Regions from separate parts of the Homo sapiens genome. Here region 2 is linked to region 1. The links are chromatin loops, found by intact Hi-C in ENCODE. Cell type or tissue: PC-9. All regions are shown on one strand. Each heading gives the region's core, and the rest is flanking DNA. Links, peaks and the distances in the headings are about the cores only. Region 1 overlaps RTTN (rotatin). Region 2 has its middle 66 kb from the start of LINC01910.

Region 1 (2,924 bases), core at 145-2,644:
CTGATAGAAATGTAAATGGTACAGCTGCTGTGGAAAATAGTTTGGTGATTCTTCAAAAAGCTAAAGATAGAATTTCCATATGACGCAGCAATTTCACTATTATTCACTGGGTATTACCCAAAAGAATTGAAACCAGGCACTGCACAGATACTTGCATGCCAATGTTCACTGAAGCATTATTCACAACCGCCAAATGTGGGTACAACCCACATGTCCATCGACAAATGCATAGATGAATAAAATGTGGGATATACATGCAAAGGAATATTATTCAGCCATATAAAGGAATGAAGTTCTGATACAAGCTACAATGTGGATGAAGCTTGAAAACATTACAAATAAACCAGACACAAAAGGACAAATACTGTATGATTCCTCTTAGATGAGGTACCTAGAATAGACAAAATCAGAGACAGAAAGTAAATTAGAGTTTACCAGCTTTGGGGAAAGGAAAAATGAGGAATCACTGCTTAATGATTAGAGTTTCTGTTTCAGATAATGAAGAGGTTTAGAAACAGATAGTGGTGATGGCTGCACAACAATGTGAATGTTATTAATGTCACTATATTGTATACTTAAAAATGTTTATAATGGCATATTTTATATTATACCTATTTTACCCCAATTTAAAAAAAGAATTAGGTAATAAAAGCATTTACAGTCAGAGAGAGGGGGAAAAAAAACTCTCCAAGAGCTTCTCACTACACTTCAAAGAAAATATAAAATCTTTAAAAAGATCTGCAAGCCCCAATATACTCTGGCCCCTAACTACCTCTCTGATGTCACCTCATTCTCCTCTTCTGCCCAGCTCACTGCAGTCCACTCTCATGGGCTTTATTTCAGTTGCTCAAGGACATCACCCTCAGTGCTAACCTTGAGGCCTGGCCTTCCCTGGAACACTCTTCTTGCAGCTCTTCGAGTGACGATTCCTTGTCACCCTTCAGGTCACCTCCTCTGAGGGACTTTCTCTGACTATCCTAAATGAAGCTATGTTTACCCAACCACGTTGTGTCACATCACCCTTTTTATTTCCTTCAAGTACTTCTCCTTATCTCAAGCAAACTTGATTGTTTATCACCTGTCCCCAGCCTTTTAAAATAGAAGCTTTCTGAGGGACTTTCCCTGACTATCCTAAATGAAGCTATGTTTACCCAACCACATTCTGTCACATCACCCTTTTTATTTCCTTCAAGTACTTCTCCTTATCTCAAGCAAACTTGATTGTTTATCACCTGTGCCCAGCCTTTTAAAATAGAAGCTCATAAGGGCTTGGATCTTATTCGTTTGTTCAGTGTTATACTTCCCTAGAGGCTAGAATATCAGGGGCATAAAACAGGTAATAAATACATACTTATTAAATACATTAACAATTCTTCAGAGATATCAACTTTTTAAATCAACATTGTAACTCTTTTTCTGTTGAAGTATGGGGTACCCAGACGTTCTCTATTACCAGTCATTTGTACAATGCCATACCCTCTAAGATCTAGAATAAAACCAAGGTAAAGCATAAATATTCAAGTAGCACAGGATCAGTGAAACTCCCAATGAAATAGGGATTAACTATGAAACATGATGACAAATGACTATAATATTTGACTTTCGATGCAGGTTGCATTAAGCTCACAAAAATCCTAAATGGTACTGGTTTTGTCGAAGCCAGGCTGGTACTCTATTTGGCCATTAGGTGGCACTTTTTCTCTGAAGTCTCACATTGCTGCAACACTTGACTACATTGCAAGTTGCATAAAAATACTCTTCATAAAATTCAAATCAATATTTTTCAAACAAAACAATGTATTAACACTATATGTAACTTGCTAAATTGTCCAAAGTCCTACATGAATAGCCATACCAAATATCCGAGTCACTACATCCCAACAACACTATATAGAATCTCTGCAAGTTTGGGAGAAAAAAGAAAAACACCTTGTAAATATCTCTTATCCAGAAAAAAAAAAAAAGGCTCAAGAGATCATGGCAGTTTCTGTCATTCACGCAATCTGTAAAGATAATCATTTGAATACATTTAGGAGTGGGGAGTTTATGTTGTGAAAATGCGTACACAATAAACCCTAACAGTAACTATAATGGAAGGTTCCCAGAAGAATCTACAAATAACACCAGTGGCTAATGAACAGATAAAAATAAATACCGTGTTTATTGGAGAAAAAACCTGGATCTCGGTGAAAGTTAAGTCTGTTTCTTAAATACATGCACAGCTGCTGCAGGCAGGACACCGACTGTAATGCCAGGCGATGCTTTCCATCTCCAAAGGCCAGTTTCAACAGAGATAAAAGGCTCTGAAATCAAGAAGAGCCGTGAAAATTACTAAGGGAACAAAGAGCTCAACTTCAAAGCAGAATGTGGAGCTTAAGTAAGTAAGCCTAAGTGAATAATCAAGAGAAAATAAGTTGCCAAATATTTGTAAGACATAAGAAACTGAAATGGGCAAATATGACTTGGCATAAAGCAAGGAGATGGGTCAAAATAAAATAAGACAACAACATTTAAATAGAATAGTCAGTGTTTCCTATTTCTAAAATCTGTTAGTTGAGTAACCATTCTGAGAGAAGACAGAAATTATTCCCCACTCAGGACATTACATTACAGAGAACATTTTAAAAATCACAGCAAGCCCTTTTCATCTCAAGCATCTAAACCATTTAACCACATTTTAGTAATTAACAGCTTTCCTCTGCGATCATTTGCCAGCTTTGATCCTAGGTATTAACAGTTGGCACCCACTGGAGTCCATTTCAGCCCTGGGAGTGTGGAGCGAGAATGCTGAGCCATTACTGGCTGCTGTGAAGATGTTGCAATTCCCCACCCTGGATCCCTCTCTCTCTACTATACAAGCAATAAACTAGAAAAAAAGAAAAGAATCCATCTGCGTTACTCACCGCTACTGTATTTTCCCAGCA
Region 2 (2,924 bases), core at 317-2,816, 260 kb after region 1:
ACACAGCAGCCAAAATACTTTGACATTTAATTAATTTATTTATTTGAGATGAAGTCTTGCTCTGTCACCCAGGCTAGAGTGCAGTGGCAAGATCTTGGCTCATTGCAACCTCTGCCTCCCTGGTTCAAGTGACTCTCCTGCCTCAGCTTCCTGAGTAGCTGGGACTACAGGTGCCCGCCACCACACCCAGCTAATTTTGTATTTTTAGTGGAGACAGGGTTTTACCATGTTGGCCAGGCTGGTCTTGAACTCCTGACCTCATGTGCTCTGCCCACCTTGGCCTCCCAAAGTGCTGGGATTATAGGCATGAGCCACGGTGCCTGGCCCAAAATACTTCTTAAAAAGTGTGTAAATTAGATCACATGATTCCAGTTTCATCCAGTGGTTTCCCATTGCATTTGGGATAAGATCGAAACTCCTTGAGACCCAGAATTCTCTCTCCCTCTAATTCACTGTGCATCAGTCACGCTGGCCTTGGGGTTTCAAGACCTGCAGTCTGATCCCCATCTCTTGGCCTGAACGTCCTCAGGTCTCAGCTTAAATGGCATTTCTTTGAAGAAGCCTTCTCTGATCACTCTGCCCTGTTCTTTCAGAGCCTTTATCACAAGGTAGAGAATTGCATATCCAGGAATTTGTCTACTCACTTAACACAGCTCCATGATGGCTGGGCTTTGTTTGCTTTTGTCCAAACTTTGTCTAGAGCAATGAATGAATGAATGAATATCAGAACGTTTCAAATAAGGCTGGAACTTGGGCAATGTGTGTGATTCCGTCTTACACAACATCCCCAAATGCTGGTCCAATCATCCCCACAAGATCTCAACAGGCTACTTATAATTTTTCACCCGTATGTTCATGGTGATCCAACTCTCCTTCCCTCTGTCATGTCTTTACTTCTCATTTCTCTCAATCTTATAATGAGGACATTGCAACGATTCAGTCAATACTATTCTCTACCATCACTGTCTACAGCACAGCATTTATTTTTCATTTTTGTATTTTTACCAAAAGATGTCATGAGTGTGTATCTGACCTCTTCAGTTACAAAGTGAGAAATTGAAGACATGGTTCTCATTTTTCCTTGGCACTGAGCTCTGTGTTGAATTGAACACATGCATCCTCTCTGACATATATATAATTTTCTCCCTTCTCTTAATTTCTAGGATTGCTTTTAAATGAGGAGGCTCCAAGTTCAATTTTGCATGAAATACATATTTTTAACAAGTTGATTTTTTAACAAGTTGATATTTTTTCACATGCTGTAACCATCTGTCACTCAGTAAAGCCTAGAAATCAGACATATCAAAAACTAACCTTTTTTTTTTAAGAAGAAAATATAACCATTTTTTAAAAGACCATTATGCCCCCAGAGATTTAGGGTAATTTTGTTTTGAAGCAATACTGACCTCCTGTGGCCAGGAGAATCCTTCACTTTTTTTTTTTTTTTTTTTTTTTAAAGCAAGAGGGTTTTATTTTTTACATCCATAGAGAGGTATGGATTGACTTATTTGCATTTCTTAGCTTGCTAATTTACAAAGATTGTTATCTTTTTGGTATATCAATTTACATATGTACATTAAAATAAGTTATATCCGTTTGACCACTCTACCTTTTTACTCTTACCTAATATTCATCAAAGTGATGCAATGACTTTTTCAGCTGAGGTGCACATCGTAATTACCTAGGGAGTTGTAAAAATACATATGCCAAGAGTTTTTCTTGTAATACTTTCCCTATCATGACAGTATTTATTTTTGGCCCACAAAATTTACTGTAATTTAGTAGTGTTGATATTTTCAGTCTGTAATTCTAGTCACAAAGGCAGTACTTAGCAAAGTAACGTCTTGTTCTCTATCAATTGTGGGGCGGGGGTGGAAATGCAACCCGATGTTGTAAGACCCCGAAGTCCAGAAGATACAGTATTTCAGGTGCATTCACTCTAAGTATGCGGTTATTTCTTCCATTTGGGGCACCTTTCTCCTGTTCCTCCCATTTCTATAAACAACGCCATTTTATTAACGTCACATTTTATTTGGGGTCAGCTGCTCCTTATTTAGCTATAGCTCATTGTCCTCACCATCAATTTACATTTCAAAATACCTTACGTGTGACTCTCTCCGCCATCTGCATTTCACCACCTTTGTCTTCTGCTTCCCTGAAGATGGCGGTGGCCTCCTGGGCACCTTTTCTGCTCCTCTCCTCCTCTGCCCTCCCTGCTAGGCTCGCCCTCTCCTCTTCAGAAGCCCTCTGCCACGGATTGTCTTCTGACCAGTGGCTCCTCGTGGGTCTGTGATGATCAGGCAGAAATTGGGATAAGAGTTCAAAAATGTTTATGACAATTAGAGCAATGTTATGTATGTTTGGATCTAAGAATACAAATTTTGGCTTGTATTTTTGTAGTTGGTCTTGTTTCCACTTCGTGTTCTAGAAATTTATTTCTACCATCTATTACAGCAGCACTGGTCAGTGATGGATTGGAAGAAAACTCGCCCTTCACGACGGAAGGTTTGAGGAGCACAGCTTTACTCCTTCCTGCTGGGTTCATCCTTCCTAAGCATCCTTGTTTTGTGAATTATTCCCTTACTCAACGATTTTAATGTCTTCTCGTTTTCCATTGTATCACGTTGTATTAGTCCGTTCTCATGCTGCTAGGAAGAAATACCTGAGACTGGGTAATTTATAAAGAAAAGAGGTTTAATTGACTCAAATTCCGCGGGGCTGGGGAGACCTCAGGAAACTTACAATCATGGCAGAAGGCACCTGTTCACAGGGCTGCAGGAGAGAGGATGAGTGCCAGCAGGGGAAATGCCAGGTGCTTATAAAACCATCAGATCTCACTCACTATCATGAAAACAGCTTAGGGGAAACCACCCCCATGATTCAATTACCTCCCACAGGGTCCCTCTTGTGACACTTGGGGATTA

What was found. Hi-C counts contacts between places; a loop is a spot of excess contacts. Peaks named below come from ENCODE experiments on the same cell type or tissue, not always from the same donor. Only the 100,000 strongest peaks of a DNase experiment are listed, where the experiment ranks them.
Region 2: a loop joins it to region 1, with 7 times the contacts of the local background. A loop is called at or near these places in 65 of 110 quality-filtered maps.

The regions. Positions count from the first base shown.
Region 1 is chr18:70,194,346-70,197,269 of GRCh38, forward strand. RTTN (rotatin) reads right to left here. Exons shown (of 49, transcript NM_173630.4): 7 at 2,156-2,303. Among named protein-coding and RNA genes, the nearest start is that of RTTN, 9.9 kb to the right of the region's middle. RefSeq lists an enhancer at 4-53. In PC-9, for the core only: CTCF peaks have their summits at 1,682 (motif pointing right) and 1,888; a DNase peak (open chromatin) is centred at 1,676; H3K27ac peaks cover 1,019 bases.
Region 2 is chr18:70,449,433-70,452,356 of GRCh38, forward strand. No RefSeq gene overlaps it. Among named protein-coding and RNA genes, the nearest start is that of LINC01910, 66 kb to the left of the region's middle. In PC-9, for the core only: CTCF peaks have their summits at 1,355 and 1,555; no DNase peak of the experiment used is centred there.